3 separate regions of the Mus musculus genome follow, and all the other regions are linked to region 1. A link is a contact called in ENCODE Hi-C or POLR2A ChIA-PET data. All regions are on one chromosome and are shown on one strand. Each heading gives the region's core, a stretch centred on a gene start or an enhancer-like site at or near the end of the contact. The rest is flanking DNA. Distances are from core to core; before and after follow the strand shown.

Evidence for each region. Hi-C counts contacts between places; a loop is a spot of excess contacts on that map. ChIA-PET counts read pairs that join two places held with the same protein, here RNA polymerase II (POLR2A).
Region 2: a map of left cerebral cortex shows a loop between it and region 1 (2.5-fold over the local background). The contact joins the promoter of Rapgef3 here to the promoter of Endou in region 1. A Hi-C loop is called at or near these places in 22 of 37 maps with a recorded cell type or tissue (CH12.LX, T-helper 1 cell, T-helper 17 cell and 6 more). POLR2A ChIA-PET finds 5 or more read pairs at or near these places in 3 of 5 experiments (Patski and embryonic stem cell).
Region 3: POLR2A ChIA-PET joins it to region 1 with 11 read pairs in Patski. The contact joins the promoter of Slc48a1 here to the promoter of Endou in region 1. A Hi-C loop is called at or near these places in 2 of 37 maps with a recorded cell type or tissue (heart and mouse trophoblast stem cell). POLR2A ChIA-PET finds 5 or more read pairs at or near these places in 2 of 5 experiments (Patski and embryonic stem cell).

Annotation. Positions count from the first base shown.
Region 1 is chr15:97,729,871-97,732,884 of GRCm38, forward strand. Endou (endonuclease, polyU-specific) reads right to left here and starts at 1,535. Exons shown (of 10, transcript NM_001168693.1): 1 at 1,345-1,535. The coding sequence starts at 1,399.
Region 2 is chr15:97,766,411-97,769,220 of GRCm38, forward strand. It overlaps Rapgef3 (Rap guanine nucleotide exchange factor (GEF) 3), which reads right to left and starts at 1,256. Exons shown (of 28, transcript NM_001177810.1): 1 at 985-1,256; 2 at 352-564. The coding sequence starts at 990. Rapgef3os2 (a long non-coding RNA gene) reads left to right here. Exons shown (of 3, transcript XR_384421.2): 2 at 258-1,481; 3 at 1,965-2,427.
Region 3 is chr15:97,782,970-97,785,942 of GRCm38, forward strand. Slc48a1 (solute carrier family 48 (heme transporter), member 1) reads left to right here and starts at 1,396. Exons shown (of 3, transcript NM_026353.4): 1 at 1,396-1,647. The coding sequence starts at 1,512.

The DNA.
Region 1 (3,014 bases), core at 285-2,784:
CCATGGCCTGTGCCTGGCCATGACCCCTGGTGTGGCCAATACTTCGGTATCCATGTCTGAAGATGCTGGACGCTCACTCCTGCCCGCTGCTGTCTCTCCATCCCCTCTCCCCTCACCTCCCATCCATGTAACAGCAGAGGCTAACCATCACTTTCAGCCCTAGTAGCCCAGGGCTGCCTGAACCTCTAAAACCACTACAGCCATACCCTCGGGGACCTCCTCCAAGGACCAGATGTCTCCCACGCAGTCCTATCCCAAGCTCCTTGACCATCCATCCTCCTACACTAGTTAGTCCCACACGCTCTCCTCTATTCCCTCAGTGGGCAGACCTGAGGTAAGGTCCCGAGCTTACATAGGCTTCTTTCTTCTTCTTTCCCTTCCTCCTCTTCCATTCCAGCCCTAGGCAGAGCTGAGTCCTCGAAGAGATGCCTGTAGTGTTGAGAGCCATGGGAATGGCTTTTCCCCTCCATGCCTTCCCTATTTAGGAATCCCCCTGGGGTTTCTCTGTGCGTCCCCTGATGGGGAAGATCGCAAAATTCAGCTCCTCCTAGAAATCTTTATGCTACAGACCCAACAAGTCCCAACGGGCTGAGCCCTCGACTGCTCCTCCTGCCTTGACTTATCAGATCCTGTCCAGAGTCCGAGGCAGGAACACCCTGGGAGGCTGGAATGGCAGGAACTCTGACTCTCCTGGAGCTCAGCTCCCTCCCTTGGCTCTCCTCCCTACCACCCACTAGTCGCTAATTAACACAGCAGTAGCAGCTTTTGCACAGTTACAGAACAGGACAGTGTCCCTTTCCTCTTCCAGTCCCCATCTCCTTCCATCACTACCTGCAAATGCAAGGCCCATCCCTTCTCTACCTTTCAGCTCCCCTAACCTGGGGCAACCCCACCCCCACCCCATCACACTAACCAGTCATTTGTTCTTTCCCAAGTAGGACAGGGCTCACCTCTGAGTCAGGGGCTTTGGTTTCCTCCTGAGCCCACCCATCTCCTAACTCCCACCTATCACCAGGCAGCTGAAGAGCGAGTGACCAAGGGCATCCAGGTAACCCCAACTCAGCAACCTCCTTCCCTTCCAAACCATGTAGTAGCCCCAAGAAAACAAAACCTCATCCAAGTATGGAGTCTGGTTTTTCTAGTGATGTTGGAGCTGATCCTCCAAGATCTCAGCTCTGCAATCCCTCCACATCATTAGCCAACTTCAGAGCCTGATCCTGCAACCTCAAGCAAGGGCAGGTCAAATGGTCCACTGGGTTAGGACATCATTCATCCTGTTATGCCCCAGCACTCTGTTCTTTAGGCAACCCAGCCTACGCCCGTGCCCACCAGAGAATGACTTACCAGCCCAGGCTAGACCACAGAGCATAGCCACTATAAAAGGAACACGGGCCTTCATGATGCCACCTGCAGCAGAGCGGCCGTTGGACTTCCCACCACAATCAAGATGAACGTCACAGTGCCCAGATGAGCCGTATCCCTCAGGCCGATCCTTTTAAAGACACCAGGACTTGTGGATCTGGTGTGGCTGGATCCTTCCAGGAAGGAAAGGGGGGAGGGAGGGATCACAGATGGATAGGAGGTAGAGAGGAGGAGGAGGGGGAGGGGGAGGGGCCCCACAGCTGTTTGAAGCCTAAGAGAAGGTGACTAAGCAGGCAGGTCATGCCAGATGTTTAAAACAGGTAATGCTTGCTATTTGTAGCTGGAAAATAGGCCACACTAGCAGACGCAGCAAGATGAACCTAGTTTGGCAGGTTCTCTATTCAAGTGAGGAGCACTAATGTGTTCCTCTTTGGATGATCTATTTTAAACACCCACCTACCCCCAGTCCCAGACCTGGCCTGCTGGAGACTGTAGTTCTAGATTCCCATTCGAATGGCGGTGGTCACATAGCTGGTGCGTTTCTCATTCAGTATAGAAATCCCTTCCGTGATCCCAAGTGCTTGTGGGATTTTCCCTTGGGTGTCATCATGCTTGAAGAGGTAGAGGTGCATCCTCTCTGGACTGCTCATCTCCCCTCACAGATCTCGTTCTTAACCCCTAGGACTTTATAGCCTAAGATGGACCAGCACAGAGAAAATTAGTTAAGGGATCTGGAGGGAAAGACAGCAGGACACTAAGTCAGCAGTCATCAGCTCGTTCACGCAGAGGTAACTTGGGGAGAAACTTGGATTTCCTTCTGGCTAGGTTTTACAGCAACTTGGCACAAGTTAGGGTCATCTGCGAAGAAGATGCCCCCATAGGCAAACCCGTGAGGCGTTTCCATGGTGGATGACTGACATGGGAGGTCCAGCCCACTGTGGGCGGTGCCAACCTTGGCCACGTGGTCTTGGGTTGTATAAGAAAGCAGGCTGACCAAGTCACGGGAGCAAGCCAGTGAGCAGCGTTCCTCCATGGCTTCTACTTAAGTTCCTACCTTAGGTTCCTGCCCTCAGTGATGAGTTGTGACTGGAAGATTGTAAGACAAATTAAACCTTTTCCTCTTCAAATTGTTTCGGGTCGTTTTACCACAGCAATAGAAACCTTAATTAAGACGGATGCTCACAGCATTGTATACAAGCACCCAGAAAAGGTGGAATGCACCCCCAACAGGATTTTCTATCTGCTGGTCATCTAGGAACCCCACCGCTTCCCCTCCTCGGCTCTCTTGCAGCTAGATGCTCACTTAGGCTTCTATCTTGACAAGCTTTTCCAGGGAGCCACTATGGAAACTCCAGAAAACTGGGACCAGCGTGGGGAAGGATCCAGGGAGGTGCATGGTGAAGGGTGAGGGGAAAGAATGCTAAGGGAAAGAGGCCAAGGCTGCTAGGGCTCAGGGCAGGCAGCCATCAGAAATGTTGGAAGTGGGTATCCTGTTTGGTGATAGCTATCCAGCCGCCATTTTATACTAAGTGCTATGTTGTAACGGGGTTTAGACCTTAACAATTCTCCCTGTGAGTTATATATCTATTCTCATTATTGATCTGTCTGCCTACTTACAACCTACCTATCTATTTCATCTGTGTGTCTGTGTA
Region 2 (2,810 bases), core at 6-2,505, 36 kb after region 1:
TAACCAAGCTAATTTCACCCCCATTTGACCTAGCCCCACATCTCCCACTGCCTCACAGAAAGAACTCAAACATGTAAGCCCATGCCTGGCACATGGAAGTGATGGATAAATGATAAAACCCTTTCCTGCTCACCCACCGGTGGCTGAATGGGGCAGCGCAGCATGCCATACACACGGGGCATACAGGCATACAGGCTCATTGTGTGACCAGCAAAACACACACTGCCACCAAACTTCAATGCCTTCTCTTCACCCAGATGAATTTGCTCTGGAGAAAGCTGCCTGGCCCACCAGCACTACAATCCCGACTCTTCCAGCCCTGACCCAGCCTGGCAGATGGCCGGTACTCACCCAGCGGAGTCCCTGGATGCAGCTGGGGCGCCGGTGCTCGAACACTAGCTGGTAAGAGCAGCAGCGGGGACGGTGCATTCTCTTCAACACCATATTGAGCAGCGTGCCCTCCGGAACCACGTCCGGGAGACCTCCCACCTGCGGTGCCCCCACAGCTGGACTCTCCACCACAGCTGGGCCCACCTGCCAGTGGTTCTCACCTGGCCAGCTGACCTGTGATGTGGGGAGGAAAGAGGACAGCCATCGGCCGGAGGAGCTGGACCTCCCCACTACCACCCCTGGCTTAGCGTCCTCTGGACTTGGACTGGTCATGCGGAGGTGCGGCAACCCTGCCAGGAGCCGGGGGAGGGACAGGAAGACCTGCCCCGGGTCCTGCTGGCTTGGCGCACCTAGGGGTCTCCACTCAACTCACAACGATGGGGCTCTTCTCAGTTCTGGCTGGAATTCGGCCCCACCTCACTACCCATGTCCTGAAGGCATGTCCACCTTTGTACACACACTAGATCCCCAGAAGCAGCTTTTCCTCAAATTCTCCTCCCCGCCACTCTCTCCCACCCAAACTCCCCCACGTGTCGGCTTCCTCTCCCGCCCTTTCCAGCAGCTTTCTTTGGCCCTGACTCCGGCCCACCTTACCTTCATGTTTCTTCTCCAGCTCACACCGCGGTGCTCGCCCTAGCAAGAGGCTGCAGGATCCCTGGAGCGGTATGAGTGTGAGTCCCGAGATGCAGCGAAGGGCCAGCCCCTAGTCAGACAGGTTGCCTGGAGCAGCAAGATGCAGGGCTAGGCAGATAGGGTTTGTCCTGGGTGAATAGAGGGCTGGGGGTGTGGGGCAGCCCCCACCCCTTCCCAAAGGCTAAGAACTCCAAGCCTCCGCCTCCGTCCCAGATGTAAGAGCCAGCTGGCACAGGGCGTTCAAGCGAAGCTGCAGCTGGCACTGGTCCGGGCGGGAGCTGTCACACCCCCTGCGCTGCCCGCCCCTTCCCCTCCCCGGACAGGCCGAGGGGGCGGGGAGCAGGCACGAGCTTTACGGTAGGGGTGGGCATAGGGGAAGGGGCAGAACCAACAGCTGATGGAGTCCCTACCCGAGACTACGTCAGTGGGTTCAAGCTCCTGTCCCGAAGCCTCAGCGGGTAGGAAGTGCCTTAGGGTATCTGCCCCTGCAGCTGCCCGGGTGCCGGGTTAGGGGCGGTGATGGCTGCACCCGCCGCCACGTGGCCAAGAGGAGAAATGCAAACAAGGAAACTAGGGAAGGGGGAGGGAGTGAGTCATGGCGGCCCCACCCGGGAGGGAAATCCGGGCTGGGGCCGCTTCCTGGCCTGGGGCGTCCGGCCTCCCGTTTGGGTTCAGGGTTTCCAGCAGCCCGGGGCTGGAACTGGGCAGCCTTCCCGTGGGGGAATCTCGTTGCCTGGCTTCCCACCTTTGCCCTCCCAAACGCATACACTGGCGCGGGTGGGGAAATTGAGGCTGGCGGGGAGGGACTGCATTCCAGATGGAGAGAGAGACAAGTGGTTGGATTTACTGTGCCGGGACTCGGATTTGTTGCAGAGTTTCAAAGACAGCCTGGGCTTTGGGGCCATGCCCCGCCCCCCAAATGCTCCCCTATGCCCGGCTAGGTGGTGAAGGCAGAGCACACCTCCTCCCTGGGCCTCTTTGCCCCTTCCGCACAGATGGCCGGCACTTCGCACTTCGTCTCACTCGCTCCTGCTTCCTAGTGGACAGACTGTGACCAGGGACGGTGATTTCCGTGGCGCCCGGTGATTGCTCAGGACATTGATGAGGGTCTAGAAGAAGGCACAGGTTCCACCCCAGCGTTTTAAAGCTTTCTAGCCTCCTCTCTTCTTTCCCACTGCCATTAAGCCAGGAAGCGGGAGAGAGGGCTAAATCCAGCATAGCTAAGCCCATTTCCACCCAGAACTGAGAACTTTAACCATCATTTAAAAACTGAATTTAAATGTGTGTGTGTCTCAACAGTTTTTCTCTCCCCAAGGGCACGACTGGTTTAACTCCTCAAATTCTGGTTCCATCCTATTGGCATGAAATGGAAAGTCTGAGCTTTGAATGAACATTTTGAACAAACAGGTCGTCTGTAGTGCCCACCCTTTGAGGCACACTAGTGAAGATTTCTCTGCCCCTGTGAGGAAAGAGGGAAACCTAGAAAGAAGTCTGCCTTACAATTCGAAGAATAGCTCGTATACTTGGCTTAAAAGGAGAGGAGATGGGTGGGTAGTGTCTCGCATGTGCAGTTGTAGGTGAAATGGTGGCCGCAGTCAGGATGCTGGATCTGCCCTAGTAGGTCTTGCAAAAGAGTTTTCTGAAACTAACTGTGGAGTAGGAAGGGGGTGTTTCCTATTCCTGCTGCCCCACTTAGGTCAGGGGAGAAAGATGCTAAGAGATGCAGCAGGACCTGTGACTACTTCTTTTAATGCCTTTTGGGGGGGGGTGGTTTTTTTTGTTTGTTT
Region 3 (2,973 bases), core at 146-2,645, 53 kb after region 1:
TGGTGGAAGGGTAGGGTCCTAGGCTCATCCTCAGACTCTCATCTACCTAGCTGATCCTAGGCGGGCCTGGAAATGCGTCTTTATCAGAGTCAGCTACAATTTCCGAGACAGGGTTTCTCTGTGTAGCCCTGGCTGTCCTGGAACTCGCTCTGTAGGCCAAGCTGGCCTCGAACTCAGAAATCCGCCCTTCTCTGCCTCCCAAATGCGGGGATTAAAGGCATTTGGCACCACTGCCTGGCCAACGATCACTTTTTAATTTAATAAACTAAAATGGTGGCAAACGTGTGGAGCAATCTTGTGCTGTGTGTATAACTTTTGGGAAGGAAACCCACTGCTTCGAAATATGGATAGAAAGATTTTTTTCCCCTTATTTTGGTCTTTTGAGACCGGGATTCTCTGTGTAGCCCTGGCTGACCCCTGTAGACCAGGCTAGGCTCCAACTCACCAAGATCCACCTGCTTCTGCCTAGTGAGTGCTGGGATTAATGGTGAGCACCACCACCACCTGGCTGGTAAAAAGAATGAATATGTTAATTGTTGTTATATTATTTTAGATTTTTTTTCAAGTTTTATTTTACTTATTTAATTTCGGGCAAGTTGGGGAATCAAACTAGCTCCCCAGATCTGTTTTCTTGCCTCGGCCACTTCCCAATTGCCAGGATTCCACGTGTGGGCCATCATGTGCAGTTTTATGGGTTTTCCTTGTTTGTTTTGGTTTGTGACTTTTGTGACTGGGTCTAGCTTCCCTCGAACTCAAAGAAATCTGCTTCCCTCTGCCTCCACCTCTACCAGTGTAAAGGCATGCACCACCACAGCTGGCTAGTTTCTATAGCCTTAACTTGTCCTTTTAATGAGTTTGAACTTCCCATTCAAAATTTAATCCCAGAACTCAGGAGGTAGAGGCAGAAGGGTCTCTATGAGTTCCAAGCCAACCTGGCCTACATAGGGAATTCCAAGACCGACAAGACTACGTGGAGACACCACGTCTCAAAAAAAAATTCAAAAGTATTTTAAAAATTAAAAAGTGCTCATTGGGGCTGGAGAGGTGGCTCAGCGGATAAGAGCACTGACTGCTCTTCCAAAGGTCCTGAGTTCAAACCCAGCAATCACATGGTGGCTCACAACCATCTGTAACGGGATCGGATGCCCTCTTCTGGTGTGTGTCTGAAGACAGCTACAGTGTGCTCACATATACAAAATATTTTTAAATGATCATTGTAGCCGGCTCCGGTAAAGACGGTATTTCTAGGCCAGCCAAGGCTAGATAGGTGGCGTTCTGGGGATGAGGCCAGGACCCTGCCCTTCCACCAGGGGTCGCCGGCCTTTGCCAAGCGGCGGTGTCGGGAGCGGCCTCCGGCCGGGGAGGGCGCTGTGCCGTTGGCACCGGGGGCGGGCTGGGGGCGGAGCGCCGGGCGGCAGCGGCTCTGGCTCGGGCTCGGGCTGGGGCTGGGGCTTGGGCTCCAGCTCGGGCCCTGCACCTGTGACTCGGCGGCGTTGCTCCTCCGCTGCCCCATGGCCCCGTCCCGGCTGCAGCTCGGCCTCCGCGCCGCCTACTCCGGCTTCAGCTCGGTAGCCGGCTTCTCCATCTTCTTCGTCTGGACGGTGGTCTACCGACAACCGGGGACTGCGGCGATGGGGGGTCTCGCAGGTATCCCCGGGGGACGCGGGGTGATCGGGGCGGGCTGCGCGCGGCGGCTGCGGTGGCGCTGCCCGGGGGTGGGAGCGTTGTTTACTCCAGAGAGACTGGAGACAGCGCAGGCCCGGGTTCCTGGGCAGTGCCCGGGCCTCTGGGACCTGGCGCCTTATGAACGTGGCGGGACCTAGGGTGCCCACAGCCCGCCCCTGTGGTTCGCACAGCTCTGCGGCTCCAGGGCTGTTGCGTCCCCCGCACCCTGTGAATCTACCCTCCACCCCGTGTCCACTAGAGCGTCCTCTGCGCGCCCATCTCCTGGCCACCCTCGCTCCCTCAACACGCACACTGTGCGGGATTACCGCATCTCTTATAATAAGTGGGGTTCGTGGGGAAACCCATCAGCCAGCCCCCTTCCAGCCCCAGAGGCCCTCTGCCGAGACCAGGACTGTACTGTGGACCCGGTGTCACTGGACATTCCCTTTACACCTGTGTCCATCTGCTCTGGTCGGAACCAGTGGGAATCTGCTAATCCCTGAGGGACGAGGAGGTGGCGAAGGCCCAGCCGTGCTCTCTAATGTGTAATTTTGGGTCACGCCGTTTAGCCTCTCTTGTGTGAAGGCCAAATATATTATTTACACGTATTATCATCATTTAATATTTTTTTGCTGGGCTAAACAAATCTACTCTCCTTATGTCATCTAATCCTAATAGTAGTCCTCTGAAGTAACATTATTTGTGCCCATTTTACAGTTAGAAAAAAATCAATCGAGGCTTACGGTAAATAAATAATGTGTCCAGGGTTTCAACAGCCACACGATGTGCCCCCAAGATGGCTCAGCCTTAGCCTGGCCGACCCGATTTCCATCCCTAGAACTCAGAAGGATTCAGGTTGGCATGCTAAAGGCATTAAAAGCCCTATGGAGGAAACTAACCCAACAGTACGACAGCCACATGAAGTAATATGTATGGCGAAAGTATGTGTAAGGAAAACGTTTTAAGATACAACATTTATTCCATGGCTAAAATCCTTGGCCAAAGATCTAAAAATGGAGTAACTCGAAAGAATTAATTTATGCTGGGCAGCAGTGGTGCATGCCTTTAATCCCAGCACTCGGGAGGCAGAGGCAGACGGATTTCTGAGTTCAAGGGCAGCCTAGTTTACAGAGTGGGTTCTGGGATAGCCTAGGCTACACAGAGAAATCCTGTCTCAAAAAACCAAAACAAATTCACTCATGGCCTCTGAATGCACCAAGTGCCGTTCTGAGAGAGAGAGAGGGCCGGAGGTGGGGTTTCTGCCTTATCAGAGGGCATGCACGTCTCCTAAACCTAAGGCGTGCCAAG